2 separate regions of the Mus musculus genome follow, and region 2 is linked to region 1. The links are chromatin loops, found by intact Hi-C in ENCODE. Cell type or tissue: left cerebral cortex. All regions are shown on one strand. Links, peaks and the distances in the headings refer to the core of each region. The heading gives the core; the rest is flanking DNA.

Region 1 (16,267 bases), core at 6,039-8,538:
TCAGAAAACAGTATTTAGGAGCCGTGTCTCCATGCAGTTCACGATCTGGGACCCGAGACTGAAGTCAGTCCATGAGGCTTAGGGGCAGTGCCTCCCCTTCCCTGGGTGAGTTGTCTCGTTGGCCCCGCAAGGTTTTAACGTCCACTGTAAACTCTACAGCTCTAGCACAAGCTCGTCATCCTCCTAAAGCACAACACTGTGTGCTTCCAACAGATGAATCCCTTAACAACTTCCCTCATGGGGCACTGACTGCTCTTCTGAAGTCCTGGGTTCAATTCCCAGCAACCACATGGTGGCTCACAACCATCTGTAATGAGATCTGATGCCCTCTTCTGAGGTGTCTGAAGACAGCTTCAGTGTACTTACTTATAATAATAAATCAATCTTTAAAAAAACAAAAAACTTTCCTTGACTACCAGCATGCTCTTTAATCTATCTAAGTGGACACTTAAAGCTGAGCTATTTTCACCACAGGTCCTAAAAGAAATGAGTCTGGTACTGCCTCCCTCAGTGCAAAGCTGGTGTTCTTTTTCTTTGTGGCCTCAGATAAAGACCTCATTTCTAAGCTTTCTTTTGGTTCTAATATTCTATTAACTGACTTCTTTTCCTCTGATGTGTGTGTACATAGACACCTGAGGTTTCTATTTCTCAGAAAGTCTATCTTAAAAACTTGCTTTAAGGGGCTGAAGAGACGGCTCAGTAGTTAAGAGCACTGGCTGCACTTCCAGAGGACCTGGGTTCAAGTCCTATCACCTACATGGTGCTCACAACTGTCTGGAAACCAGTTCCATGGCATCCAATGCTCTCTTCTGGCCTCCTGGGCATTAGGCATTCACATGGCACACAGGCATATGTACAGGCTAAACACATACACATAAAAAATTAATAAAAAAAAACTTTCTGTAAGAAACTGCAATGAATATGACAGCCACACAAAAATCAAGAAGGGTCAAGAGCTGTGTCAAATACAGGTCCATTCAGGAATCAAACTTCATGTGGCCCACAGGTGGGTGCCTTCATGTGCTGATTAAAGTGGCTCGATGAGGCTCAAACTCTTATTTAGAACAGAAATTAATGATTCACAGTGTACATCATTTATCAGTGTTCACCTAATTCCCACACCTCAAAGGCATCTGCTTGATCTCCAAGGTTTATTTAAAACACGGAATTCTGTTAATGAAGATTATCTGTGATTCCCTACCAACAAAATTTCACTTCATGATTGCAGATGTAGTTCACTACTTGCTCAGCACACACAATGGCTATGCATTGCACCTCCAGAATTGTCACACGCATGTGCATGCGTGTGCTCACACGCACACATACTCATAGATATATGAAGCTAACAGAAGAAACTAATCCCTTCGTTTAGAAGTTCAAGGGAACAAGCCAAAGGACTTCACCTTTCAAGTTGTCAAAGTGCACCCAGGAAGCGGCCTTCGGCTTCTCGGCCTCTGCGCTGCTCTCAGGCTCTGTCTCCTTTGACTCTACTTCCTTTACTGCATCTGTTGCTGTTTCTTTGTCTGCATCGGTAAACTTTTCATCGTCACTGTCATCTCCCACGTCAACGAAGTTTTCTTCGTCAGACTCCTAACGAAATGTAGCAATGACTCTGTTAATTAATGGGAATTGTAATGAAGTCTGTTAATCAATGGGAATTGTAATGAAGTCTGTATTCATTTATGTGGTGCAGAGTTTCAGAGACTCACTGCAATTCTGGTAAAGGGTGAAGAAACAGCAATCAAGTGAAACTCCAGGCCTGACGGCCACCCAGGTGAGACAGAAGACAGACTCTCTTCCTAAACACGAGAGCCAAGTTCTCAGCCAAGAGATTTTACAACTGAATCCTCAAACATCTGTCATGTTATAAACCACGACAACCGGTGCTATTACTATTTATTTCTATTTCATAACCGAGGAAATGGACGGAAAGGGTCTACTCATTCTATAATCACCTATAACTCCCTTATATGACTGCAATTTCTAATGTAATGCAGTTTCTTATGTAATAGATGGAAAAGTTGAGCAAGCTGCCCATCTATTTAGCTGTACACCCGGCAGTGAAGTCTGGCTCCTTCCAACTCTAGAGTCACATTCCAGAGAAACTAACTTACCACCGGTAAAGCAAAGAAAAACATACACACAAAAGCCCCCACCCAGCACACCAGCACCCACTAAGGTCAAGAAGCAGTAGAGAACACACCGGATGATCATCTAGTTGGCTTCTTAAATCTGGTTTTGCTTTAAGGATCTCAGACACAAGATACAACGCTCCACAAATGAATGGCGGCATCTGTGTGCAGGTGACCTGAAGCAACCTCTTCACAAACGCCTTCACCCGGCGCAGCATGATGTCAGCTTTCAAAGATTTGTAGATCAGGTTGAGAAACATCGCTTGCTTGGAACATGTCGTCAGGCCTGGATCCAACATCTTTCTGTCAAATGAAATCAAGGTCAAGTGTTCATTCCTAAAGTCATCCTCACATCCAGGAGTCACAGTTTACAGACTCCACAACCAATTACAACAACCTCATCTTAGGGACACCTTTCCTGCATATGTTACAATAAGCAACTACTTCTGTCTTATCAGATATTGTGAGAATCAATGACCCCCGAGAGAAAGAACACACTGGTACAAAGGAAAGACATCATCAGTTAAGAGCCACTTTTTTGTGACTTTTTTCTCATTTTTTTTTTAAATAGTGATACAGACCCCTCGTGAAAGGTTACACACACGCCAATTAACAAAAGCTGACACCTACTCAATCTGCTTTTAACCAGTTCTTGGAAGGCAGAGGCAGCAGCTCTCAAGTTCAGTCAGCCTGATTTCCATAGCAAATTCAAGGCTAGCCAGGGCTACACAGTGAGCTGTTAACAAAATAAAGACCGAGCCCTAGGAAGCAAGATGAAATAACCTCTGTCCTATGCAGCACAGATGAAATGACCCAAGTGTCTGCCTTTCTTTACTCTTGAGGTGAGCGGGGCAGCCTCCCCACCCCCAACACGGCTCTAGTGTAGACCACCTATGAGTAGTTAAAACGGAAATTCTGAGTCCTTCAGATGTGACCCAATGGACTAAGCATGCACTCCCTCATACCCACCGTCCCAGTCCAGAATGTTCTCTGCATGTCCACAGCTCCTAAAATAGGTTCAGTTCTTCTGATGTTCTCTCTGTTTATGCTCTGCAGTTCCCTAAACTCAGAGTCCTCAGTTTCCCTGCCTTTTCTCCCAAGGGTCAAAGGAATCAGACTGTTCTATTATAAGCTTCCTCCATGTGCTGTTTTCCTAAATGAGGGGTCCAATCAGGCACTGACGAAAGCCTTCAGTAATTATCCCAAATAAAGCTTTTCCCTTATACAGTTTTCTTGGAAAATGTGTGTGTATGTGTGTGGTGTGTGTATGTGTGTGTGTGGTGTATGCCTATGGAAGGAGATAAGCAAGTTGGAGAGGACAACTCAGAGTTTGTTCTTTCTCTCCACTATGTAGGTCTTGGGGACTAAACACAAGTTGGCAATCTTGTCAGTAAACCCCTTTATGCCCTGGGCCGTCTCACTGGCCCTAAGCACTGCTCTGTAAGGTTCCAGTTGTCTGTCTGTCATTCACTGCTGGAGCGCAGCAGGTGCTTCCTAATGTGGACTAAAGGTGGATGCACGGGCCTGCATTTTACTAATAAAATACAGTAAGAAAAATGAGCTTCGTCAAGTTTCCAGTAGGGTTTTACTGATAGTTAAATAATTTATCCAATTTGCACATGGCAAACTACTGCCTGGGATTCAGATCATGGTAAGTGTGGCTTAAGTCTAAACTACTTTACATTTTCCTTCATAAGTTAGATACAGATGTGCAACTGTAAAAAAAATAAATAAAAAATAAAAACAAATTAGTGATAGAACAGGCCTTTAATTCTAGCGCTCAGACGTCAGAGACGGGCGGGTCTCTATGGGTTTCAGAGCTAGAGCAGTCGAGGCTAAACGGTGCGAACCTGTCTCAAAAATAAAAAAGCAAAATAGAAAATAGAAAAGTTCCTCAACACAGCATATGTAAGGCAGACCCAACGTGCTTCCACTGCAGCACTATCTGCCTCGGCGAGATACAGGACAGCTGTGTGATTCAACAAACAAAGCTTAAAGGCAGAAAAAGCATAATACAACCAAACCAAAGCCTGAAATCTGGAACTCCTAACACGCACTCTTTAGCATACTTCCAGTAAGGATCTGCAGGGCTGGGATGTCTGTTGGTGGTGCCATATCTTACACGCCCAGTACATGGGCAGCAGATACAAGCACTAAAAAAAAAAAAAAAAAAAAAAAAAAATCACTTGTTGAAAGAATTACTCAGCAGCTGTGTGAAGAACTGGAGGGAGATTTAGACTGAGTGTATTGGGGAAACGGAATTTCAATTCCACCTCTGGTTCTAGTTCCTGACTCTCTAGTAAGACTTAAAACAAATGTAGCAAAGTGTCAAAGTGTTACGTGCTCAAAGTTGGTGAATACTCAGTTACTGAGGGTGCCTATGTGAAATATGAGTATGTATGTATACATATAGGTACATATATATGCATACCTATATGTATGTATGTGTATACACACACACACACACACACAACCTTTTACCCTATGCTATATATGCTATACCACAGCAAAGTTTCCACCACATTCATGCACTTACCTGTATAAAGCTGTGTAATATCGGTCAGATATTGTCTGTTGAGAATTCATTACTTGGAAAAGTAGCATTAAAGCCTGCACACTCGTATTAAAATTTACAACATGCAACACTTTGAATAAAGTGTCCACCTGCTCCCTCACTTTGTCGTCACCTATCTGGGAGTAAGGGTATGCTCTGTTCACCCCTGTTAAAATCGCACTGAGCATTTTTGATTCAATGTCTTTTTTCTTGATACAAGTCCGAAAGAAACAAAAATAAAGAGTAATTAATTTGTTAGCCAACTCACTTTCTTCATGGGAGAGGACCATTTGGTTTAGAAAGCAAATTGCATAATACTGAGCTTTGGGGCTGATATTTGAGCGGAAGAGTAGCCTTTCTATTTCTGCACACACAACTCCTTTCATATTGGGATGCTTCCGAAGTAACACTTCTAACAGATGGGAGGCTTTCGTAGCAATTCTGTTCTGAGGATCTCCCAGCTTATTTATCACCTGCACAAGAAGAGCCTTTTCCTCCTCGGGTTTATCACAGAGCAGCTCATGGGCAGCTACCAGGGCCCGCGTTTTAGTGGTTACCAAGGAATCATGACTTAAAGTCTCGAGGACCTGGACGAATTCTGCTACCAAGTGTTTCAATTGGTGTTCATAATACCACAGTATCAGTCTTCTATCTCTCGAGTCCTTGTTGCCACTGGACAACTCTTCCAGTTTGTGGAAAGGATGCTGGCTGAAAACCCGGAGCTTCCGACTGTCTGGCAGAAGGTCTGTGATGAGCAACTCCTTGAACGTGTCCAACGCCATGAGGCACTGCTGCTTGCTGCCCTTCTTTTTCACAAGGCTCATCAGGGTTTCTACAAACTGCAGAGTGTGGACAGCATCATCCTGGATTAGAAGGATCATGGCCGCCATCCTGTCAGCTAGTGTCCCTGATGACACGATGGCCTTCATCCAGGTGGAAGAGCCTCCCTTTTGATTGTTTGTCTTACTCTTGAATAAGCTGACTTCGTGCTCATACAGCTTCTGGGCCAGGGCTTTGTACTTGGACACGACATCTGGAGGCTGCAGCTCCAAGGAATACTCACCGCTGTACTCCATGTCGTACCACTTGCCTCCAGGCCTGAGTAACATTGTTTGTCTCTCTAGAAATTCAAACACATCGGGTTGTTTATCTTTCTTTGCTTTGGAGACGGGACAGCTCTCAGGACGCTGTTCTGGTACAGTCTTATTTTTCACCTTCTTTTCCGATGTCTTTTTTCCTTCTGTTGCTTTTTGTTTTTTATTCTCCACCTTCAGTAGTTTTGCTTCTTTTTTGCTGGTGTTTTCCTTTTTCTCTGGTTCATCTTCTTCAATCAAAGACTTTGAGTATTTGGCCAAATTCAGATTCTGAATAAATGACTCCAGTTCACCTTGTTGAAGGTCGTCAATGGTTCCCTTTTTGCCCCCATCCACCACTTCCTCATTTTCATCCAAAGTAGCCAGCATAAGGTAATCTTGCTGTAGAAACACATTAAAAAAAAAAAAAAAAGGCCGTATTACAAACCCAGAAATTCAGTAAGAACTTCATTTTTAAAAACCATCACATATGAATTATTACACTATTATCTGGCAAACTCACAGATATCCAACAGGAAAATGTGCCAAAGATAGGTACACAATAGGGAAAAGGCTTTTGAAGAACCTTCTTCAAGATATGAAAAGATTCTCAAGCTGACAGTCACAAAATCCAGTGAAAATCGCAATGATCTAGGCACTCGTAATGCATCAGGTGAGCAAGGTTAAAGGTTTATCTGAGTGGGCAGGGGATGGCTCAGTGGGTCAAGTCTATGCCAAGGAGCCTGGTGATTTAGGTCCGATCCTCGGAAGTCACATAAAAGAGAGAATCGATTCCAAAGTTGTCCTCTGACTTCCACACGAGTGTACCAACAAACATACAACACTCCTTCCAATAATAGAAAGTACTTTATGAGGTAGTGTAGGGAGGAAGAGGCACTTTCATAAAAGGCTAATGTAAACTGGCAGGTTCTTTTAGCGACTTCAATCCAACCTTTTAACCTAGCAGATGTAGATTACACATACGGTCGTGTTCAAAACATTTGCCCACGTGGTTAGAATCCGATCGCCTACATTTTAACGAGGCATAAACCCAGGAGAAAACATGCAAGCCGAACTGTTTTTTTTCCCACTGAAGCGCGGTAACAGTAAATGCGTGGGAAGCTCTCAGAGCAGGTCGGAGGCTGGGCTGCGGGTCCCACCTTCCCGGCAGCCGTGAGCATCCCCTTCCCCAGAGCCTGCGGCCCTTACCTTTGTGCCTCCGAGGCGTAACACCTCCTCCAGGGAGAAGCCATTCTTGCCCTCATCGCCATCCTCCTCGTCTTCCTCATCCGGATCTTCTGTCACCTGTTTGGGACGCCAGGGCTGCTTGGCAAGGAACGCCACAGGTTCCTGGTCGGCCGACATGGCGGGCTGGACACGCGAGTGCAGCCCGGAGCTTACTTCCGCTTTACGGTGACGCACTTCCTATTGCGAGGGCGATTCAGGAAATACCGTTTAAACCCCGCCTCCGGGGCGGAGCCTGGCCTCGGGGTGTAGGAATGAATGCTTTGGTGAGACGCTGCGTGGCCCGCGCGGGTGAGAGTCCCCTTGCAGGATCCTGTTTCCATGGAAACCGTATGGCGCGGCTCCTTGGTCCCTCCGTTGCTCACCTGGGGCTGGAGCAGGAAGCTGGTCCACAGAGAGGCTTAGCTGTGTGGAGGGGCTTGTAGTCATGGGTTCGGTGCATGCCTTGCCTCCATCGGGTCCTGACGTTGGGGCGAAGTTAGTGATGAACGAGGCATCCTTACAAGCTTTAGGCTGCTTGCTGCGCGTGTAAATGAAATGGAGATATCTAATGCGGGCGGTGCTTAATCGTGCTTTTCAGGCCTTCCCTGTATTTGGAGAGGGAAATGCTACAGCTCCGGGAATGAGCCGGCAGAAAGCAACCAGGTGACACCGATGCTGCGGCATCTTATGTACAAAATAAAGTCTACAGGTCCCATCACTGTGGCCGAGTACATGAAGGAGGTTTTGACTAACCCAGCCAAGGTAAACGTAGGGGGAGCGTGAACCACCCAGTGTGTGTACACAGAGGAGCCCGAAGGCCTCTAGAGCCATCAGGTGTTGAGCCACCGCCGAAGTCCTTGGAATATAGTCTTATCTGTCATTTGCGTTAAAGGGCAGTGCCAAAAAAGAGGTCATGACAAATTCCTGCGGAGTTTAGGTGACAGAATGTAATTTAATTTTCCTGAGTTAAAGGAATGCTGATTTTCTAACCGGGGTTGTGGATTTCTGCTGTTTGTATAAGGGAAACGCTGTATGTATGAGGTTGACCTTGAACTTGCAGCATCTTCTTATTTACCCTCCTGAGTGCTGGGATTCTAGGTGGTCTTCACCTGCCTGGCTAAAAGAAAGCTTTGAGTCTTTCTTGAAGGTTAAGCATTATGGTAAAACTTGGGATATGAAGTTAAGACAAAGTCTTCTCCCCAGATAATTAAGCCTTGTAAGAAACGTAATTGTTGTCTTATTTAAAAAAAAAAAAAAGCACTGGATTTAGTTTTGGGTTGGGAGTCTTTGGAGAGAGAAGTCAGTGAAGACACTGTTTGAATAGACTGAATGGATGCCAGGGAGAACTAAAATGAGAAGAAAGTGAGACTTTGCATTGGTATGGAAGAGTGGGAGAGGGCAAGGAGTAGAGAGATGATCTTGTCTGCAGCCCTTCTACTTGAGTAATTGCTGTTTGGTGAGTTTTGCAAAATGACTACTACTATGTAAAATTTAGGTAAAGACTCTGTCCTTATCTTGGTTACTTCAGAAGAGAGAACTTTCTTGGTAAATACTTACTTCACTGTAAGCATTCCATAAAATTTTGGTGGAGCACTTTTGAAAGCTTTATTTGAAAATTAATCTTTTCCATTTCTCCTCTTTTACTCAGGGATATTATGTGCATCAGGATATGCTAGGAGAAAAAGGAGACTTTATTACTTCACCTGAAATAAGCCAAATCTTCGGGGAGGTAATAACCAACATGTAGACCTTAAAAGAAATGTTATAGATACTGAGGGCAGAGCAAGCGATGCTCATGTGTAATAGTGTTTTATGGTGTGTGTGTGTGTGAGTCATCAAATATTTAAAACTTAGAACACTTGAAAAACTCAGATTTCACTATAGAAAAAGAAGAGGAATCCGGGCAGTGGTAGCACATGCCTTTAATCCCAGCACTTGGGAGGCAGAGGCAGGCAGATTTCTGAGTTCAAGGCCAGCCTGGTCTACAAAGTGAGTTCCAGGACAGCCAGGGCTACACAGAAAAACCCTGTCTCGAAAAACCAAAAAAAGAAAAAAAAAAAAAAGAAAGAAAAGAAAAAGGTGGAAACATGTGAAGGACAACGGAAGATAGAAAAGGTTTGAGAAGAGGAAAACCATGAACAATGTGATTGAATGGGGAGAGAGAGAGAAGCAAGTGAGCTAACTGCCAGCTCTGACTTAATCAGATCACGGTGGCGGTCTCCCTGGAAGAAACAGGGTTGTGGCTCATTTACTTCCCTAAAAGTGCCTTTGATGACTTAAAAATAGGAAATAGTACATAAACAAGTGAAATCTAGGCTTGAGAAAGTAAATTATATTTAAGGGTTGTGTAACACTGGAAATCATGAGTAAGAAGAAGTGGCATAATTGTTCTGCGTCCTTTTGTTCCCAAAGTCTGGTACCTTTGTATAAGTGATTGCTTATTTGTGCCATGGGGCTTAGCACCCTTCACCCTGAGAGTGAGCTTCCTATGCAGTCTATGTCCTGACAATCCCAGTGAAGTTCCAGTGCATTCAGATCTCTGTGTGTGTGTGTGTGTGTGTGTGTGTGTGCATCTGTATAGATCTATGTATGTCCAATGACCTATATTGGATTATTTGTAAATGTTTTGCTTTTTGGTATAAAGTATGTATTTACATTGAGTTTTATGGTATAACACTTTAATGTTTTTTTTCTTGTCATAGCTACTAGGGGTGTGGTTTGTTAGTGAATGGATAGCCTCTGGAAAAAGCCCAGCATTCCAGCTGGTGGAACTTGGCCCTGGTCGGGGCACCCTCACAGCAGATATTTTGAGGGTAAGTATTAAAAGAACCTCTCTTACATCCCTCTTTCTGTTTTTGAACTAGTTTTCAAATTTTATTAATCTGGGTTTTCAGTCCTACTTTCTAATTCTTATATATCTGTCAACTAAAATCCAATGTCAGAGTAATGTGGAGGCCAGAGGCTGACACTGGTGACTTCTGCTATTGGTTTTTACCTTACTCTTTGAGACAGGATCTCTCATTGAGTTGGAAATGTGCTGACTCGCTAGAAAGCTCCATCCTTCTCCTGCCTCTGCTTTCCCAGGGTGGGGATGAAAGGTGTGTGCCAGCAGGACAAGGTGCCAGGGACAAGCTCAGGTCTCAGGCTTGCACAGCAGGCTCTTTACCAACCAAGCATCTCTGAGTCCTAGTGGGGGGTATTCTTTTATTGCTCTTTCCTGTCATTTTGCCTAGAACTCTGTAAAAATATTTTAAAGGGATATGTAGTAATATTTATTAAACTTTAAGCTTTTGCTGTTTTGAAACTCATCAATATTTTTGAAGGCAACTTGTATGTTTTTTGGCAATTTAGTGTAAAAATAGAATCATTATAGATTTATTTTTTTTGATAAATTTTTTTTTTAAATTAGGAATTGAAGAGGGTTTTTGTTTGTTTGTTTGTTTTGTTTTGTTTTGTTTTTTTGAGACAGGGTTTCTTTGTATAGCCCTGGCTGTCCTGGAACTCACTCTGTAGACCAGGCTGGCCTCGAACTCAGAAATCGCCTGCCTCTGCCTCCCAAGTGCTGGGATTAAAGGCGTGCGCCACCACCACCTAGCAAGTCTTTTCTTTTTTTTAATGACAAGTAAGAATCCTGATTATATTTTAAATACAAAAAAAATCCCACTCATGAAGTTTCCAGGGCTCTATTTTATATATTTTTAAAATTGACAGCCATTTGAATATGAAACATTTTAATGAAGTTTTTAAATAGTATTGTCTTAGCTAGGTGTGGCAGTGCATACTTTTAATTCCAGTCCCCTGAAGGGCTTCAAAGCATCCCAAATAGAATAGCTAACTTATTTTACTTTTTAAAAAAAGATTTATTTATTTATTTATTTTATGTATGTGTCTCTGTCCTCAGACACACCAGAAGAGGGCATCAGATTCCATTACAGATGGTTGTGAGCCACCATGTGGTTGCTGGGAACTGAACTCAGAACCTCAGGCAGATCAGTCAGTGCTCTTAACCTCTGAGGCCTCCCTCCAGCCCCCTATAATAGCTATTTTAAACTTGACCTTTTGTTGTTTGAATTTGATCTTTTGTTGTTTAAATTTGACCTGGAGTTGTTGTTTCAAGGTTTTTTTCATATACAGTTTGATTTCAAAACCAAAAGAAAAAAGAAGAAAAAAAATCTAGGTCAGACGATTAGTCTGTATCTGCATACTCCCAAAAGTAGAGGAAGCAACGTGTGGCAAGCGGGCCCTGAGCTGCTATAGGCTGGGAAGAAGTGTATTTCCTTTTCCCCTGTATTTTTCCATACAGTAAAAACTGTTGTACAGTGAAGGAAAAATTGAAAATGTGTTTTACTCCCAGGCTCAGTCAAGCCACCAGTGCCATTTAATTTGGCTCAGAGGATACTGTTTCATCTTGTCCCCAGAGAGTCTTAATAGACACCAGGTTTTATTAGATCAACCCTGTATTTTATTTTCTTGGACTTTTTTTTCCGAGTACTTGATCTGAAACACTGTGTGGATGCTAAATCTTCTTATTTTTAATAGTCAATTGTTACTCGGAAGCCATCTTGTAGTTTATTTCTTACATAGATGGTGCTTATTAACCTCTAATAGACATGGTTCTTACATGTTACTGGAGAATGACCTGGGTCAGGGGTCAATCTTTGTTGTGTTTCAACTCAACAGTTGTGCTGAGCAGTCAGAAACCCCTTTTACTTGACACAGTGTGTTTGCTGGTGTGTGGTGGTTTGGCCCTCGTGGGCTCATACCTTGGTATGCTTGGTCTCTCTTAGGTAGAACTGTTTTGGAAAAGATTAGGAAATGACCTTGTTAGAGGAGATATATCACTGGGGATGGGCTTAACGGTTTCCAAAGCCTACACCAGGCCCATTCCCACTCTCTGCCTCCAACTTATGGATGAGATGTAAGGTCTCAGCCACAGGGACAGCCTCATGTCTGCCTGCCTGCTGCCATTCTCCACTGTACCAGCTTCATGTCTGCCTGCCTGCTGCCATTCTCCCCACTGTAATGGCCAAGGACACACCTTCTGAAACTAATGAAGCGCTGGTTATTGCTTTCTTTCTAAGTTGTCTTGGCCACTGCGTCTCCACAGCAACAGAACAGTAACTGAGACAGAGGCTTCTTTCCTTTTTTATTTTTTTATTTATTTTTTTTATTTTAGGTGTTCAGTCAGCTTGGGTCTGTGCTAAAGACCTGTGCCATCTCAATACACCTTGTAGAGGTGAGCCAGAAACTAAGTGAGATCCAAGCACTGACACTGGCTGAGGAGAAGGTCCCATTGGAGAGAGACGCTGAATCCCTGGTGTACATGAAAGGTGTCACAAAGTCTGGGATTCCAGTCTCCTGGTACCGAGACCTGAAGGATGTTCCTGAAGGTATAACTTCACATTGATTAAAAGGCAGACCGTTGGTCAGAGCGCTCCACAGCTGTGACAGCCGACCAGCTTTTTATTACACTTTCATAGTTACCACTTCCAAGTCCCTTACCTGCAGAGAATAGCTGATTCCTTTTTTTTCAGCAAAGAACACAATAATAGACTATCACGTAACATAAAGGAGTGGTAGATTTCATATCATTTTATAGAAACCCAAAATGGAAACCTCTGTACTCTGTAGCATTCCCCTTATCTAGGATAGTACTGATGGTGAAATGCCCCAGAGCAGCTGAAGAAAGTGATCGTAGATGGGTTTAGTCATTAATCTCTTGAAAAAAATCTTTAGTTGCCCAAAGGCAAGCAAGGTGAGGTGGTTTACCAGCCTAGGAGACTGACCTCGTGGAGACAAGCGCCTCAGCAGGACGCCAAAAGCCATTTCTGACCTCAAGGTCACATTCCTTCACAGTTGATGCGTTTGACTCTCGTTGCTTGGGGGCTTAGCGACGAGTGGGAGACTTAGCTGACCCTGGGGGTTCAGTTCTCAGGCCATGATGTGCAGACCGAGGAGGGACTGTTCGTGTGTGTGCTGTTTACACTGAGTTTCTCATAGTTCTTAACCTGTGGTGTGAGACCGCTTTGGGGGTTTACCAACTCTTTTATAGGGGTTGCATATCTCATATTCTACACATCTGATATTAAAATTTATAACAGTAGCAAATTAAAGTTGTGTAGGAGCAATGAAATAATGTTATGGTTGGGGGTCACCACAGCATGAGGATCTGTATTAAAGGGTCTCAGCGGTACTCAGGAAGGTTGGGGACCCCTGGCCTGGATGGTGGTTACGGAAGCACCCCTGCTTTCACTGCTGAAGAATCGGCACTTTTCTTTTTTTTTTTTTAGGGTTAATGTTCAATGGAGTTGTTTGTTTTGAAATGCCGAATAACTGTATTTTTCTTGTACTTGTAAATAGGATACAGCTTGTACCTCGCCCATGAGTTTTTTGATGTTCTTCCTGTGCATAAATTTCAGGTATTGTTGGGAAAGTCCTGTTTACGGTTAAGCAGAGGCCTTAGAGCTGTGCTGTGAGCATGGTGCTTCCCCACTGCCTGCCCAAGTTAGTGTTATGTGGGCCGCTCATGACTGTGATGGAGAAGCAAACATCCACCAGGCTCTTCTTATTTTCCTGGGAACGTGGCTGTGAATTCTTAGTTTTGGGTATGGATATGAGAGAGTCTGTGATGGGAATGACCGTGTCATGAGGACTTGCCGACACGTGCTTAAGTTACAAGGCTTGAATTTCCTGTATCCTTTGTGTGAGAATTTGAGTTTAGTGATAGGCTGTATCCACAGCAACCTCTAAGGCTAAGAGTAAGTCTCCTGTAATGTAGTCATTTGTCACAGCAGTAGCGCCTGCTTGCTCATGCTGGGTTTGACTCCATCTCTGTGCAGCCCTATGCTGCTTGCTTCTCCAATAGCTCTATTTGTTATTCCTTCATTAGGGCATCGAGTTTTAAGTGCTTGCAAATGCGTATTTTCATGTATCTTGTTTAGAAAACACCACGCGGATGGAGAGAAGTGTTTGTTGATGTCGACCCACAAGCTTCTGATAAACTGAGGTTCGTCTTGGCGCCTTGTGCGACCCCTGCAGAAGCCTTCATTCAAGTATGAATTTGAGTTTTTCTTCTAAGCTTATGTTGCTGCAGGATAGTCCAGTCTGTTTTCTCACTTGCCAGTTTAGTTCTCCCAGTGGGAAGCTGGAGCACAGCACTGAGGCACTTTGTGGTGGCAGTCACAGTGGCAGTCCAGAAACCCTATGGGCTACGCTGTCTCTCATGTGTCATCTTGCTATGTAGGAAGCACTTTCTCAGCCAAGTGCCTCCTCCATTCCCTGATGACGAATGATGCCATCGTTTTCTTAACAGGGAATGCTCTCTGCGTGAAGGCACGTTGTGCTCTGTGTTCATTACTGTCATCAGTGACAGCTGTTGGGTTATAGTCGAACCCAGACCTACCTTTGACCCCACACTGGGAACAGATTAACTGCTGTTTTCTCTTGCTTTAAAGAAATGGTCCCCAGAGCTTTCTACCTTGGGACTGCACTTAACTTACATGAAACCACAAAGATTTGTTTTTATTTACTATATCGGTGTTTCACCTGCATGCTTGTTTGAGGGTGATGGTTCCGCTGACACTGGTTGTGAGCTCCCATATGGCGCTGGGAAGAGAACCAAAGTTCTCTGGAAGAGAGTCTACTGCTTTTAACTGCCGAGCCATCCCTTTAGCTCCAGGGCTATGTTTAAAGGTCCCCAAATACCACTTGGTTCTCAGGAATAACTAAGCTTTTCATTTATTGCCTCTTCTCCACCCCAGAGAAACATTTAGTTTCTAGAACTTAGTTAAGAATTTCCTCAAGTTTTCAGTTTTAAAAACAGGTTTTGAAAACATACCTTCATGTTCTTCATGTCTTCAAACTTAATGTCCACCTTGAAAGAACCAAGTTCTGTATACTGAAAAGGGCATCGTGTGAAACACTGGCCAGACCATATTCAAGCTGAATTCATTACAACTAAGAAAATGTTCACTGTGGAAATGTGTGAGACCCTAAGGAGGCAGCTCTTGTGAGTGAGCAGTGAGTCTAACTAACTCTTCCCTTACCAGCGTGATGAAAGGAGGGAACATGTGGAAGTATGTCCCGATGCTGGGGTTATCATCCAAGAACTGTCCCAGCGCATTGCGTCAACTGGAGGTGCAGCCCTGATTGCGGATTACGGTCACGATGGCACAAAGACAGACACCTTGAGAGTATGTGTCAGTATGTGTCATACAGGGCAGGCTTTATCAGCATCTCTTTGTAAGATCTTAGCTTAGCTTTTATGGTATCTAATTTTGTTGCATTCATTTTTTTAAAATTAAATGTTAATTATGCTGTTTTAACTACCCATTATTTCAGATCTTACAGTCATTCTTAGCACAGAGCCTGGATTGGCATCGAGCCTAGGAAGCATTGGAATAATATAAAATTTTGGAAAGAGTCTTTTCACATTAATGTTTCAACCCTGCCTTCATTTAAAAAAAAAGAAAGCTACTTTGCATGTTCAACCTAGCTACTGCAAATTGTTTTAACATATTTTTCTTTCCAGATATTTTCTTTTACCTTCCTAAACATTGTTTTCTAGATCATTGGTTCGTTCTTTCTTTCTTTCTTTCTTTCTTTCTTTCTTTCTTTCTTTCTTTCTTTCTTTCTTTCTTTCTTTCTTTCGTTCATTCGTTCTTTCTTTCTTTCTTTCTTTTCTTTTTTTTTTGATTTTTCGAGACAGGGTTTCTCTGTATAGCCCTGGCTGTCCTGGAACCCACTTTGTAGACCAGGCTGGCCTCGAACTCAGAAATCCACCTGCCTCTGCCTCCCGAGTGCTGGGATTAAAGGCCTGTGCCAAGACACCTGGCTCATTGGTTCTTTCTAACTTTATTACTGCTAGGAATTTTTGCTGTGTGGTGGTGCTCTGCTCCAGCACTTGGGAGCAGAGGCAGGCGGATTTCTGAGATCAGCCTGGTCTAGTGAGCTCCAGGACAGCTAGGGCTACACAGAGAAACTGTGAAATGGAAACCAACCAAACCAAAATGGAATTCTTACCTGGGAGACTGTTCTCTAGCCTTTCCTCTAGGATAATGGTAGTGCAGCTCTGGATGGAGCACATACCGTATTCTCAGGCTTTGTAAACTGAACTACCTAGGCTTTGATAACCAGAACTTGCCCACAGCATTAATGGGAACACTAACTAGCTCTATGTTAAAGGCAACATCGTTAGGCACCCCAACTTCATATATTCTACTGGGTTTGCCATGTGTTACTTTGTTTGAAGAAAGAATGCTACGGAGTAGAGTTTAAACCAC
Region 2 (16,267 bases), core at 6,566-9,065, 900 kb after region 1:
TCCCAACTTCCACTCGTGGTGGACTTGATCTGGAAGTGTAAGCCAAATAAACCTTTTGCTCCCCAACTTGCTTTTTTGGTCACGATGTTTTCTCGAAGCCATAGAAACCCTAACCAAGAGAGATGCTGCGGGTGGCACAAATCTCAGCGCCTTGCTGGCATCCCGAGGGTGGGGCATGGGCTGCTTGTTCCACCTTCCTGTCTCAGTGGCAGACATGGGTGGTCGCGGAGCATTCGAGAGTGCCAAGAAGGCACACGTGAGGATCTAGCAAGCAATCTCAAGTACTCACAAGGACTTAACTGTGTGGTAACTGGTGACTCTGATAACCTAGTTTAACTGAGATTATAGTGTGCCAAAAAAACTTAAATGTCTTTTCTGAAAAATCACAAAAGCATAAAAGAAAAAAAATTCTCCCTTTCCTCAGAAAGGTGGGAACACAGACTTGTAGTCTTTGATAGAGAACAGATGTGAAGTAACTCTGCCCTTTTTATAAGGTTTATTTTTTATGCGTATAAGTGTTTGCCTGTGTATATGTCTGTGTAACACATATGTGGCTGGTACCCAGAGAAGTCATTAGATTCCTTGGAACTGGAGTTACAAGTGGTTAAGAGCCTCAAACCAGATCAAAGACTCATTGTGATGAACATTTGTAAGTAAAGATGTGTGGACAAAATGGTATACTGATACACTGCAGCTTCCATGATGAATTTTTTTTTTTTTGCTTATTTGTTTTCTTTTGGGGGGTGGGCAGTTGCAAGGGCAGGGGATGGATATGGAGGGATGGGGGATGAATGGGATTGGGGTGCATAATATGAAGTATACAAGGAATAAAAAGATTTTTTAAAGTTGGAACAAGAAGAGTAGGGGGTGGGATCTAGAAGAAAGTGGGCCCTAAACCTTTGTCCCATGAAACCACTATGGAAGTTTCAGGAGAATTTAGCTCTGTGATGTGACTGAAATCAGTCTTATGTTATCTCCAACTTTATGCTTTTTCTTTGGAATTACTTTAGTGGTTCAGAGACTTTTGTGCTTGTAAACAAAATTTGTCCAACAGTGTTTTGATGGTTTCATTGAATCTGTTGATTGTTTTAGGTGTGTAATTATTAAAAACAATATTTATTCTTTCAATATGTAAATATGCAAAAATAAACGTGGCTGGGGAGAAAATTAAAGAAAAGGGGGCACTGCAAGGGAAGGAACAGGATGCAGATTTAACCAAAACATGTTGTATGTGTGGATGATATTATGAAATAATAAAACATATTAAGCCGGGCGTGGTGGCACACGCCTTTAATCCCAGCACTCGGGAGGCAGAGGCAGGTGGATTTCTGAGTTCGAGGCTAGTCGGGTCTACAGAGTGAGTTTCAGGACAGCCAGGGCTATACAGAGATACCCTGTCTTGAAAAACCAAAAAAACAAAACAAAACATATTATAAAGACTAAAATGTCATAAGAAACGTCTCCAGTGTGATTGATGCATGCTAGAGAGGAGAGAAAACTGCATAGATCAGTGTCAGAGTGCTCTTCCTTGCTTCTAGCAGAAGCACAGCACACAAAGCTTAGTCATAATGGAACTTTAATAGAAGGATGCTGGAACACACACATTTAAACACACACATACAAACTCACACACATCAACTTAAACCACACACACACTTAGTCACACAATCATACACACTCACACACATATACACACTCACACAGTTGCACACACAAAAAATATACATACAGTTACACCAACATACATACACACTCACACACATTTGCACACACCAACATAATCACACACATATTCACTCACATACTCACACAGTCTCTCATACACACACATTTAGACACTCACACACACTCACATACACACATACACATTCACACACACTCATATACATTCTCACGCAGTCACACACACTCATACACTCAATCACAATCACACACTCACATACACACTCACACACACCAACATACTCACACTCACTCACACACCCATACACATACACTCACACACACACACACACACATATACTCAGATACACACAGTCACACACATTCACATGCATATATACATACACACACTCAGTACCTAAACCTAGGTCTCCATGCCACAAGGACACTTCTTTCTCTGACTCCTTTGACATTCTCTTCAAACAGGTTTTCTTCCTGTGACTGACAGCAGCCTCTAGCAGCCCTTGACCCCCATCCTCTCCACTCCCCCGCATAAGATGCCTTCATCACCAGCTCTTCATAAAACCAACTGAGGAAAGGCATCTAACAGGACAGGATTTTGTCACATGTCCTGTCCTTAAACCAACCACTGCAACCAGAGGAGTGGGGTACTATGCCCACCTCTGGCCAAGGCCATGGAGTCATGGAGTTTGCAACCCTTAATAATCACAAAGAAGGAGACTAGGAACAAGTGCCCCTGCGCCAGCCAAATAGGTGCTTCTGTTAGATTAATGGCAGTTATTGGTGCAGGATCTCATTTAAGTAGAGGCTGTCTTGGAAGCCAGGCCTCAACCCAGTGGAATGTTTCCAGTGAATCCAAGTTCATTAATGAAGACTGAAGAAGGGAGAATCTTGCAGAGTCCACAGAGAACCTCAGAAGATGACTTCTTCCTTTCCTCCCACACAACGAGAACTGAAAGCCAGGCATTTGTGTGTGTTGCTTCTCCTTTTAGGTTTAATTCAACGTGAGAGGACTCTGAGCCTTAAGCAAGTGAGCAAGGGAAAGTCTGTTCGTTGTGTGGGTAATAAATAAATAACGTCTCTCTCTGAGAGATGTGATGCTCGACTCCACTGAGCCACTTGGTAACAGCCATCTGACATTACAGAAGCTTTTCCTGTGAGACCACAAATATCTAAGCCATTTCCCTTTTCAGATGACTCCAGCTAATGGCTTTCTGTGCTATTAGTGGAACATATCCAACAATCTTTGATTTGTGGTTGTTTGATTGGGCCCTGAAAGGAGAGGCTGTTTCCTTGCAAGGAGGGATAATTGCCTGGGAATTCTTCAGAGTGATATCATTCCTGTGGAGTTGGAGGGGACATCAATTTTCTTGACACTGAGAATGTTTGGGGGGGGGGGGGGCAAGGACTTTTGAATCTCATCACACAAACCCAAAGCCACAGCTTAGCAGGTCAATCCAAATAACTTTAAGCAAAATGTCAGCCTTCAGACTGTGTCTAGGTCAAGTGATGTGTGTGTGTGTGTATGTGTGTGTGTATGTGTGTGTATGTGTGTGTATGTGTGTGTGTGTATGTGTATGTGTGTGTGTGTATGTGTGTGTGTGTATGTGTGTGTCTGTGTGTGTCTGTGTGTGTATGTGTGTGTATGTGTGTGTATGTGTGTGGTGTGTTTGTGTGTGTGTGTGTGTGTGTGTGTGTGTGTGTGTGTGTGTGTGTATGCAGGAGGGGTGAGGAGTATCCATATGTGGAATGTATTTGTTCATGGTGTGACAACCTATGGTGCCAGTCCTCAGGTGCCCTCCACCTTTTGTCTCTCAGTGGCCTGGAACTCGACATGGGCCAGGCTAGTTGGCTCTTAATCCTGGAGATTCCCCCTGTCTCTGCTTCCTATATCACAGTATTTGGATCACAGGTGTGCTCCATACATGTTTTAAAAAATAAAAATAATAAAAACTTTGGATTCTGGAGATCCAAATTCAAGTCTTCAACTTGTAAGGCAAATACGTTACCAACTGAACCATCTCCCCAACCCTCTGCCTCTGAATTCTGAATCCTTCCCAGTCGCTGTGGTGCAGTCCGAGTGGAAAGAGGGCACCACACACTCCTCATTGACAGGAGAGAAGACAACAGTTTGAACCGGACAGTTGCAAGAAGAGCCACGTGCTTATGGTCCCACTTTAGGAGTCTTTGACACCATCTGCTCCAAAGGAAATGACCCTAACGATCATCGCTGTCTGATTGATGCTTCCAAGGCCCCAGCAGGAAGGACACCATTTGTTTTGATGCTGGGAACCTATCTTGCTTTTGAAAGCATAACAGCCAAAGGTTATCTTGGGCACAGAAGGGACTTTTTGTCCTTGATGAGATTTTTTTCTTTCGGAATAATTTGAGATTTGCAGGAAGGCTGCTGATACAGTGCAGAGAGTTTCTGTGTGCCTGCCGTCTACTGCTGGTCACAGCTGTCACTACCTTTGTCAGAATGGACAAGTAGAGGTTTGCATGGATGCTGTTGAGATACCTTGGGTTTCCCATTGATGCCCCAGAACCTCATACTCTTCAAGTCTCAACTTCTTAATCTCAGCCAGTCTGGGACACATTCTAACATTCCTCATTTGCCACAGTCTTCATGGCTTTAAAGGGCCCTGGTCCAGTGTTTGGTAGGAGGTTCCTCTGTCCTTTGGTCTGAATCTGTCAGACTAGGGCTGTGAGGTTTTCTGGAAGAGGTGCCTGGGACAGTTTACTTTTAGAGTGCGGGTAACTCAAAAGTTAACAGCTTGCTTTAAAACCAAATCCCCCTTTGTCTCTTCCAGCCTGTTTTTAATGATGTCATATGCTGATTTTGTGATGAATTTTTCCAATTCAATTTCTAACTCCTTTAAAGAGTGGGCCCCAGGCCTCTGCAGGAGCCACAGGTGGGTAAGCAGGTGGCTTCTTCTAGAACAGTGGGTCTCAACCTTCCTAATGCTGCCACCCTTTCATACAGCTCCTTGTGTTGTGGTGACCCCAACCATAAAATTATTTTTGTTGCTACTCCATAACTGTAATTTTGCTACTGTTCTGAATTATAATGTTAATAGCTGGTATGTCCAGTGGTCTCAGGCTACCCTTGTGAAAGGGTTGCTCAACCCCTCAAAGGGATCATGACCCACAAGTTTTAGAGTTGGGTGCTACCTACAGTGCCCCTCAGCATTAGCTGCCGTGGGTCATGCCCATGGTGTTGGGCTGAAGTGGAATTTTCCACAAGTCTATCATACTGCTTTTATAACAGAAAGTGACCCAGATGAACTACCAAGTCAAGGAAAATAATGCAAGAACAAAAGAGGTGGCAGCTGAGTCTTAGGAGGACTTCATTTTCCTAGTGATGGGAAATGGCATGAATGGAGTCTAAGAGTTGTGTGTGACTCTCTATCCTCTGGTCCACACAGCATGACCTTCGCTTGTGTTTGGCAACAGAATGGAGAGACCCAATTCAAGGGATGCTGGCTGAGAAGGAAGCCAATAAATGATGGGGTATGACAGCGACAACCGCCCTCACCTTGACTTCCTAAGCTCTCTGTGTCATGTGCTGGGACAGGGCCATTCACTGAGGACCCTGTTTTACCTTATCTTGTTTGGATCTTTGTTCCTGCAAATCCCAACGGAGAAGCCTGTTTGAGACACGGGGAAAGCCTTTCTGACGTCTCCTCTTTCCCTATCCATCCTGGCTATCAGTGTTCCACCCTCTCTTCAACCCTCTGTCCCTTAAGTTGTCTAGGATGGCCTGAACTCCTAGGCTCAAGCAATCCTTCTGCCTCAGCCTCTCCAGCCTGAGGTGACAGGCTCGTGAACTATCACTGCTGCCAGTGCTGTCACAGAACCCAGAATCGCCTGTCATGGTTCAGAATTTTAATCCCCAGTTGCCTCTTCTCAGACAGTGACAATAGCCCCATTCCCTCCTTTCCCACACTCCCCTAATAACCCTAGCTTCCCCACAGGCATCGAGGTGACCACAGCACATTTCCAAGCACCCCACTAATGTGGTTATCCCAGTCAAGAGCAAACCCAGGGCAGAGGAGGGTGAGTGAGTCCTGGACCAGACATGAGGAGATCTGGTGGTCCTGGTTCCAATGCCATTGGTACCAAGCAACTACCTTACCTCTGTTTTATCAGCAATCAAATCAGACACCATGTTTATCCTCCTTACCCACCTCCTGGTTTCTGTGAGGTGTAAACATAAGCAAAACACTTAGTGTCTCACTGGTCCTCTTGTCCCTCAAGCCCATGCCAAGTCTTCCTCTGTCTACCATGAGCCTCAGCTTGCTGTCCCTGTAATCACGTCACTTTGTCACTTGCTGGTCACACCTGCACTCCTAATCCTCATACAAGTGTGTTAAGGACAACAGGCTCTCAGGCAAACATTGGGTCTGATAGAGCATCCCTGCTCTGGTACCTGATGTAGACAGGGCATGTACATATTGTTGAGTAAACAAGAAGGACCAAGCAGGTGAACAAACAAGTACCGCATGTGAGTGTGTTTGTAAACTGTTGGGCTGTACATGTATGTGAAGGACCAGATGAGATTTGTCCACCTAACCTGTCCAGATCAGCTGCCTTCTCTAAGAACTTGCTCTGTCCTCTGGCCTGGGTCTCAAACCTGACCCTGCCCTCTAGCCAGGGTCTGGCTGCAGCTGAAGACACCGGTCTCAAATCTGCTTATCAACTGACTGTCAAGTTGCCAACAGTTTCTCCCACTATCTCAGCTATCACCCAGACAATAAACCAGGAGATGAATGTAATTGAATTAGAACATTATATGGAGTCAGAGCTGGGACAACCATGTGGGTCCGTTCCAAGGACCAGAATCCAACAAGGCAAGAAGAGCTGGAAAGAAAGACCCTGAAGAGATCATCTGGGCCTCAGAACTGTTTTCCCCAAACTCCAATTGCACTTCTGGATCCCTGATTTTATTCTGTCATTGGACATCTAGAGATTGTGTCTGGGCATTATACAGATTCTTCTTTGCATTGTTTCTTAAGGGGAATTATAGTAGACTAGGATCCCCTCTTTAAAAGAGCTCCTCCAGCAACTACACCAGGAAAAATCTTTACTTTGGATGAAATGACCCAGAATTGTCCCTGTCTAAAAGAACCACAGAGACAAAAATGGAGAAGAGACTGAGGGAAAGGAGGTCCAGTGACAGCCCACCTGGGGATCCACCTCATGGGAAGGCACTAAGGCCTGACACTGTTACTGATGCTCTGGTGTGCTTACAGACAGGAGCCTAGCGTGGCTGTCCTCTGAGAGGCCCAACCAGCAACTGACTGAGACAGACCCAGATACTTACCCAACCGCTGGGCTGAACTTGGGGATCCCTATGGTTGAATTAAGGGAAGGATTAAAGGAGCAGATGAGGAGGGCAACCCCCTAGGAAGACCAGCAGTCTCAACTCACCTGGACCCCTGAGAGTGCCCAGACACTGAACCACCAACCATGCAGCAAACATGAGCTGGCCTGAGGCCCCCAGCACTATATAACAGAGGACTGCCTGGTCTGGCCTCAGTGGGAGAAGTACTGAGTCCTCAAGAGACTTGAGACTCCAGGGAGTAGGGAGGCCTGGTGGTGGGGGAGCATCCTGTCAGGCACAGGGGGGAGGAGGAATGGGGTGAGGAATTGTGGGAGGGGGCACCATGACGGGGGGGGGGGAGCAACAGCTGGACTGTAAGTAAATAAGTAATTTTTAAAATAAATAAATTAGAAATATATGTTTTCTGCCAGGCAGTGGTGACGCATGCCTTTAAACCCAGCACTTGGGAGGCAGAGGCAGGCAGATCTCTGAGTTCAAGGCCAGCCTGGTCTACAGAGTGAGTTCCAGGACAGCCAGGGCTACACAGAGAAACCCTGTCTCAAAAAACAAAAACAAAAACAGAAAAAAGAAAAAAGAAAAAAGAAATACATGTTTTCTGATCTGATGTCAGAACAATTAAAATCAAATAAATAACAAGCACAAATACAAAGCCAGATTCTAGTTTCTCTCCAAAGCTGAACAAAGGTACAATCTACTATATGGAAAAGGCTAGGCGACAGTGAATAATTTCATAAGCAGGCTTCGTCTGTCCTCTGCTGGGCTCGAGGTGAATTACAGCCCTTGCTACAACCAGAAAGGAATGGTGAGGTTTGGCTGGTTAGCGGCCTCCTAAGCAGGAAAGCAAAGGCTCAAAGGAATGGTTCTCAACCTTCCTGATGCTGTGACCCTTTGATGTTGTGGTAACCCTCCAACCATAAAATTATTTTTGTTGTTACTTCATAATTGTAATTTTGCTACTGCTATATAAATCATAATGTAAGTATTTGTGTTTTCCGGTGGCCTTAGGTAACCTCTGTGAAAGTCTTTCAACACCCCCACCGAGGAGAATTCGACCCACAGGTTGCTACCCTAACGAGGAGTCATGGACATGTGGCTCACTAATGTGTCCCCCCACACACATGTAGCTTAGTGTCTGTGTTACATTTAATATATGTTCTGGGTGAATGAGTGAACAAGAAAGACATGCTTCCAACTCGGAGCAGGTGTGGAATTGTGAACCAAAAAAAGGAGGGGGAAGGGGAGGGGAAGGAGGGGGGGAGGAGGGAGGAGGAGGAAGAAGGAAAGAAGTTAGGAAGGTAGGAAGGAATAGGAAGGAAGGAAGGAAGGAAGGAAGGAAGGAAGGAAGGAAGGAAGGAAGGAAGGAAGGAAGGGAAAAACAGAAAGACAAACATATTTTACAATGTTGTTATTCATACATGCTTAGAAATAACCTGGTGCAGCCCAAGAAGAAGGAAGACTAAAGTGTGGATGCTTCAGTGCTTCTTAGAAGGGAAAACAAAATACTCACAGGAAGAAATATGGAGACAAAGTGTGGAGCAGAGACTAAAGGAAAGGCTATCCAGAGACTGCCCCACCTGAGGATCCATCCCATATACAGTCACCAAACCTGGACGCAATTATGGATGCCAGGAAGTGCTTGCTGACAGAAGCCTAATATGGCTGTCTCCTGAGAGACTCTGCCAGAGCCTGACAAATACAGAGGTGGATGCGCGCAGCCAACCATTGGACCAAACTAGAGGTCCCTGATAGACGAGTTGGAGAAGGGACTGAAGGAGCTGAGGGGGTTTGCAGCCCCATGGAGGGAGCAGCAGTGTCAACCAGCCAGACCCCCTAGAGCTCCCAGGGACTGGACTACCAACCAAAGAGTACACATGGAGGGACCCATGGCACCGGCCACATATGTAGCAGAGGATGGCCTTATTGGCATCAGTGGGAGGAGAGGCCCTTGGGCCTGAGGGTGCTCGATGCCCCAGTGGAGGGGAATGCCAGGGCGGGAAGATGGGATTTGGCGGGTGTGTGAGGGAGCACAAAGAGGCAGGGGAGGGGGATGGAGTAGGGGGTTTCAGAAGGGGAGACCTGGAAAGGGGAAAACATTTGAAATGCAAATAAAGAAAATATCCACTAAAAAGGGGGGAAAGGAAAAATAATAACCTGGTGCCCATCAGGCACGCGCTGTCACCTAAACACCAATCAGGAACAATCTTCAAATAATTCCTACAGGCCACGCAAACCACCTCAATTATAACATTCAGACGTCTAAGATGTAAGTGAAGTTTCTATATATGACTGCCAAGAAATTACTTCTTTGGGAGTCTAGTATCTAAAAGCCATAGAGTGAATAAAGCCAAAGAATTGCCTGCAAGACAACAGAGGTGACTGGAGACCATACAACTGTCTATGTCATCTTCCGTTCCCAGGTGGACTCAGCCATCCAGTGACACGTCCTTAGTGACAGCAAATTTGGTGATACAGGCATCCTCTTTACTGGGGGTTCCGTTTATTGAATATAAACAATTCATACTAGGGCTAAGAGTTCAACATTCCATGTACCTTAGTAAACTACCCACCTGAGAGAAAATGGGACTTCAGTGAGGAGACAGCATGACACTGGGAACATCCTTATATACGTGTGCGTCACAAGAATCCAGAATCCGATTCCAAATAGGGATTTGGGGCCCTCTCTTTAGGTGGGGGAACACCAAGCTTCATACGAGAGTTGTGTTCTGTTGTAGAAGTTGGTGGGGCACCGTCAGAGGGTGAGCTGCGGTCAGCTTGGATTCTGCATCCCCCACTTTGGTAATTCCCCTGGTAGAAATGTACCCTTTCTCAGATAGGGTAAGTGGGAGAGCACAGAGAGACCTTAAGAAGCCAGACATTATTTTGCAAGTGGGTGTTCCAAGGAAAAAAGATAATGAGGTAAGGGGTACTGAAGGCTGTTCCCATCCTGCACAGTAGCTGCATCACGCTATGGCTCCTTGAATGTTTAGTTTTAAGGTACGGTTCAGAGCTGCTCCAAGAAGAGCTGCTGAGCATCCTAAGAACTCGGCAAGCTTCAGTAAACTTTATGGTTCCCTTCCTGCTTCAATTATCCAGAGTGGATCCTGTTCTTAGAACTAAGAACCCTGGTTTATTTAAAAACAAGGCACTTGGGGACAATTGGTCTTGCCTCTCTCAGCATCAGCTTCCCTATCTTTGAATTTTTTTTTTTTTCAAACACAACGGTAAAGATCAAAATTAAATAACAAGCCATGTGCCTCCTACCTAGGACATGCACTTAGTGTAGCATCTTACTTCACAAACACATTTCCAAAATATACTTCCTTCCCTCTAACTTAGGGTCATGACTGCTTACATGGAAGATTTCAGGCACATTCTCTACTGTCCTCTCCCCCCTCACATCCATTCTCAACACAGCAGTCAAAACAGCCCAGTTAAATACAGACAGCTCCAGCACTCGCTGCTCAGCCTGCCCTGATGGCTCCCAATTCTCCTGAGTAATTCTTTTAGCAGCCTGACAGACCCACATGTCCCGGACCCCGACCATCCCTCTCCTACCTGCCTCCAACCGTCCCTTCAGGATGACACCACACTCATCCCTAGCACACCCATATACCTGTCTGTGCATCCCCTACCTTCCTCTCTCTGCACAGCTCATCCCTTCTCATGAGTCCTGCCTGTCCCGCTTCCAATAGAATGTTCTTGTCTGTTTCCGACACTTAGCTTGTTCTGTTCTTCTAAAGGGCTATCACACTCTAACAAACCATAAAAACTTGCTTTGATACATTCGTTGTTGTCTGGCATTCCTAAAAAAAAAAGCATCCTTTCCCCTTTTGTTCATTGACATTCTCCCATGCATATAAATACTTCCAATAAACGATTGTGGAATGAATAAACCAACCAAACAAGTGCTTCTGCAATTGCTATACTCTCCCTTAACAGCCTTCTTTCTTGGCCCTCCTGTATGAGACCGTTACACAGGTACATTATTACTGCTTGGCATTTACATATGACATGTTACCTAATAAGTTTTGTGAAATGATTGAACTGAGTAAATAAATACTGCTTCTATAACATCTATATTGCTACCAAACCACTGCCACTGCTGCTACACCCACTGGGGCCCTTCCCTGCAGTCACCTTACACTATGCTGTTTAATAGTGCACTGTTGTGTGGTTCTCCCTGGTGGTGACACAGTTCTCTCCTCTTTGTCTGTGGGGCTATAGATCTAGCTTTCTATCCTAGACTGCCTTGGTAAATATAAGTGACCTCTTTGAGCCCCAGGTGATGATAAAAATGAAGGTGAGGGGCTGGAGAGACAGCTCGGTGGGTTAAATGCTTACTGTATAAGCACCAGGGCCTGAGTTCGGATTCCCAACTCTCACATAAAAAGCTGTGCAATGGCAGTTCACACCTGAGACTGGAGGATCCTGGGGTGGGGGAGGGGTGGAATGCTGACCAATCACTGAGTTCTGGAGTCAGTGAAAGACTTTGTCCCAAAACAAAGCAGAGAACAATAGAAAAAGATACCCCAAATTAATCTTGCCCCACCACACACACACACACACATACATACAAGTGAAGATGAGCATGCCCACTCTTGGACTATGGCACTGACAGAGACATACACATAGTTTGGATGTTAAACCTTTACTCTTTCCAAGAACAAAGTGCTCTGTACTAAATAACGTGAACATTCTTTGTCTATCACAAGATTAATATCACCAGGACTTTATTCCAACAGATAGTACTATAAGCCTAGTTCTAGGTATAGGCAGACATACAGGAAGCTTATTAAATCATGTTGCTATACAAAAGCTCTAAAGATCATCTAAATATTTAAGACTTCACCCCTATCTCTTCCACAGCATGTTACCAGGTTTTAGTTAATTACTGGTTGCCTTAGTATATTGATGCCATGGGAGAAAATACAGCCTCTGGCATCTAGGAGCGAATAGTTACCAAGCACCCACCTAACTCAACAGGAGCTGTTACAGGTCTAAAGAAAAAGAAGATAGGCAGGGTGATAACTATTTTAGCCCATGTAAAAACATTGTGAACATCAAAATGCATGGGAAACGTGTTGAGAAGAAAATGGGTGGGAAGGGGAGAGGATACTGGGGAGCTATGACCGAAGTACATCACATATGCATGGAGTTAGGAAGGAAAAATTTAAAGTGGATCAACAAAATGTTCTGAGCATTTACTGTGTATAAGATATCTGATAATATAAAACACAAAAAATAAGAGTGTTCATTTCCAAGGAGCCTAATCTAGAATGCTATCTTCCCACAGACAAAACTTACTACCCTCCTCCTAAAGTCGTCCCTCACAAAGCAGATACCAAGTTTAAAATAGGCCTAACTTGGTAGGAAGCTTTTTAAAAAGCATCTCTACATGAAGGATTTAAAAACTATCAGTGATACATTCTCACCACATTGTAAGGTGACTGAAATGTAATTATGGTTTCCACTTTACAGGTGAAGAAGCTAAGGCTCAACTGTCCTATAGCATTTGTGCAAGTTCACAGATCTCGAAAATGGAAAGCTCCCAAAGTGGTGGTGGTGCCTGCCTTTAGTCCCAGCACTCCCAGGAGGGAGATAGATGTAGGTGGGTCTTGAGTCCACAGCCAGCACAGTCTAACACAGTGAATTAATTCCAAGCTGGCCAAGGGCTACATAATGAGACTCTGTCACGACTTTTAAAAAACAAGAACAAGGAGAAAGAAAATCTACCATATATAGCCTAATCCTATTTTCATGTCAAATAAAATCCAGTGAAGCAGGTGACACAGACATATATGCCAACAAAGCACCCATAGACATAAGATGAACCCCAACACACACACACACACACACACACACACACACACACACACTTTGCTTTGGTACTGGCAGTCTTTGGGAATGTGGCCCAACAGCATATATCTAACCCAAGATGGTTACTCCTCTGTATCTCAAGCTTCAGACATGGTTTTTCCCCCCCTTTTTAAACACAGGGTGCCACTTTGTAGCCCAGGCTTGTCTTGAATTTTCTATTTTCCTGCCTTAAGCCTTGAGTGCTGGCCTAGTACTCAGAGATGCTCCTGCTTCCGCCTGTGCCTTCAAGAGCTCTAAGAAAATGTGTGTGGCACCACGCCATGCTGAAACTTTTTGTTTTTGATGGAATCTCCTTCAATTTCATGAACCTTGTGGAAATAGTTTATTGAACTAGTAATATGTTACTCCTTCTCCAAACCTTTTTTTAGAAAAATCTTTGGTGACTTCTGATCTAGATCTTTGAGGAGCTCCTGAAGTCACTCTGCAGAAAGAACATAGGTATTTTGTTGCAATATGTTAAGGACAGTTTCTCTGCCTAAATCCAGTAATATATATATATATATATATATATCCAAAGAAGTTCCTAGGGCCCAGTATCAGAGTAAAGTCAATAAGGCAGTAATTCTGCCCTGATTCAGATTTGGCTCCAATTTGGCTTTGATTACAAATTAACTTTTGAAAAACTCCCTGGAAGTTATCTGATATGGACAGAGGCTAAAGACAGAATTCAAACAAGACAGTAATTTGATGTATAAGGTACTCCCAAGGGGAAACAAAGATGGCTGGCAGAACACAGCTGCCAATTCTTCCCAAGATGAGTTTCGTCATCCCAGGAATGGACAATCAATATGCACATATAAACTCACTTGGGTTAGCAGGAAAGGACTCAGACTGTTAATTTTCAAGCCAAAGTCTAAGTGTGTGATAGAGGCACACTGCCCTAAGCAGCCAATCAAAATTGCCTTCTTACTTACCTGGCTAAAACCAGATCTGTATCTAAAAGGCCACTTGGGAGATGGGGAGAAAAGTGACACATGGGGAGGGGGAGGGAGGGAGGGAGAGGGAGAGAGAAAGCGAGAGAGAGAGAGAGAGAGAGAGAGAGAGAGAGAGAGAGAGAGAGAGAGAGAGAGAGAGAGAGAGAGAGAGAGAACATCCATGTGTGAATGCTGACATGCAGGCCCTGGTGTGGAGCAGTCAGACAACAACTTCAGTATGGGTTCTTGCCTTCTACCTTGGGGTTGTATACTACTGTTGTATACCATTGCATCTGCCAGGCTATCTGGCCTGAACTTCCGGGCCTTCACCTGTCTCTGCTCCCCATCTTGCCATAGGAGCCCTGGGATTCCAGCTTTTGGTAGGTTCTGAGGATTCAGACTCTACCCCTAATGCTTACACAGCAAGCACTAAGTCATCTCCCGAGCCCCATTATAGGTATTTGTACAGGAACCAAGATCAAACACCCTCTTTAAAGGTGTTTCTTGAAAGGTCCTTAACTAAAATTAAACTTTTAAAAAAGCAGTCATGCCAGAAGTGAAGTCTCTAGCCTGCGTGGTTCAATTCCGCAAGCAAAATAAGCCCCTGCTCAGTGTTTGAAACTATACACTGCAGTTAGGAGCACTTGCTGCTCTTCAGAGGATCCAAGTTCTCTTCCCAGCACCCATCCTGGGCAACTCACAACCACTCCAGTTCAGAGGGACCAGATGCCCTCTTCTGGACTCTGTGGGCATCTACACTCAGGTGCACATACCCACATTCAGATACACAAATACATCATTAAAAAGAAAGCAAAAAACCTCATGAGTGAGATAACACAATTTAATTTTATAAATAAGTTGTTTACAGAAGCAAAGATGACTAGCAATCTATACTCATGAAAGATGAGACTCACCATCAGAGCCCCAAAGGTTGTTCCTTTCGCAAGATGTGTCTTAAAAAGATAAATTCTGTCACTGAGAAAAACCTTTCATCTCTAAAAGAAAGGAAAAACCTATTTTGTATCATTACCCAAAACTGTAGCACAGAAAATGCACCCATTCCAGTGTTATTTTGGTATTTGTCCCTGGCCCCTTCTGTTGTTCTGGTTGCTCTGCCTCTACCTAACAATGGCCAGGGCCTTCCAGACGAAACTAAAGTCTTCCTTGGAGTCCTGAAGATACTTCTAGAGGAAAACCACCATTTTAGCAAGAAACACTACAGCGCCCAGTGGTCTAGACTTTACTTTTAAAAAGAAAAAAAAAGGAGGGGGAGTTTTAAACTGTGTAAGTTTTTAATTTCAGAACACTTGCTAGTATACAACAAACTTTTTATTTTTCATTCATAAAAACAATTTACAGCATTCATAAAACAAAGTGGTCAGAGAAAGAGAGACTGTTCGGATGGATTCGTTCTGTGTAGGAACAGATGAGAAGGCAGCTGCTTACCACAGACGGAAACAAATACAATCCATATAAAGTAGGACTGGGTCAGAGTGGGAGGGAAGTGTGCCAATCAAAGCAAACTCAGACCTTCATGCATGCAACTCAACATCTGAATTCTCTTAAAAACCAAATAGGAGCGATTTAATAGGTCTCTGTAAAGGAGGTTATAAGTACTGGAAAAATGGTAGCTTTACATATATAGCCCACACGCAAACACACACATATTCATTCTCTCTCTCTCTCTCTCTCTCTCTCTCTCTCTCTCTCACACACACACACACACACACACACACACACACGATGGGAGTGGGGGAAGAGATGGAGAAAAGATTAAAATTATTAAATCCCCAGATAGATTATCACAAAAAATATCCCTTACATAAAAAGACACGAAAAATAACTTTTTACACGCTCAGCTTTAAAGTACAATACCTTGAGCTCTAACTCGGTGCACCCTGACCCACCCTCTTTCAGCATGAACAATGTTATATGGTGAGATACACACTTGAAAGAATTCCTTAAAAAAGAATCACAACTTTCGTTTTATATATACAACAAATTTTTAATTATGTACTGAAAATAAATTACAGGAAATAACTTTAAAATGCAACAGAGGACAAGTCACAATAAAACATTCCCATTGAATTCTCTTGGGGGTGAGACTGCAGTGCTCAGGGAAGATAAATATCACAAATATATCAAAACTTCACACTGTCTATGCGTTCACACAGTGACACGAGCCACAAACACTCCTGTCACAGGACTGGACTCAGTAGCCTACCACAGAACCAGGTTTTGCCATAAACTACAAAACTTTTAATACAAAATTGTATTTATATATTTATAATTCATATACATGCCCTACCTGTAATCTTTAGAAAATGAAAGCTACACGCTGTAGACACTCTTAACTCATAGCTGTAGGCAACATTTTTGGATGGAATTTTTCCCCCAATAAAATTAATGGCATATTTTATGTACATGAAGGCTAAACTGCAAAAAGACA

What was found. A loop is a pair of places that touch in the nucleus more often than their neighbours do. Peaks named below come from ENCODE experiments on the same cell type or tissue, not always from the same donor. Only the 100,000 strongest peaks of a DNase experiment are listed, where the experiment ranks them.
Region 2: it touches region 1 in a loop (3-fold over the local background); 2 of 42 quality-filtered maps call a loop at or near these places.

The regions. Positions count from the first base shown.
Region 1 is chr17:78,929,907-78,946,173 of GRCm38, forward strand. It overlaps Cebpz (CCAAT/enhancer binding protein zeta), which reads right to left and starts at 7,164. Exons shown (of 16, transcript NM_001024806.2): 1 at 6,969-7,164; 2 at 4,669-6,161; 3 at 2,204-2,435; 4 at 1,404-1,590. The coding sequence starts at 7,124. It overlaps Ndufaf7 (NADH:ubiquinone oxidoreductase complex assembly factor 7), which reads left to right and starts at 7,229. Exons shown (of 10, transcript NM_028611.3): 1 at 7,229-7,295; 2 at 7,585-7,748; 3 at 8,635-8,715; 4 at 9,689-9,799; 5 at 12,163-12,376; 6 at 13,347-13,405; 7 at 13,928-14,038; 8 at 15,035-15,178. The coding sequence starts at 7,259. In left cerebral cortex, for the core only: no CTCF peak of the experiment used is centred there; a DNase peak (open chromatin) is centred at 7,220; H3K4me3 peaks cover 2,050 bases; H3K27ac peaks cover 1,468 bases.
Region 2 is chr17:79,833,261-79,849,527 of GRCm38, forward strand. Atl2 (atlastin GTPase 2) reads right to left here. Exons shown (of 13, transcript NM_019717.3): 13 at 15,130-16,267. Among named protein-coding and RNA genes, the nearest start is that of Atl2, 55 kb to the right of the region's middle. In left cerebral cortex, for the core only: a CTCF peak has its summit at 7,793; a DNase peak (open chromatin) is centred at 7,789.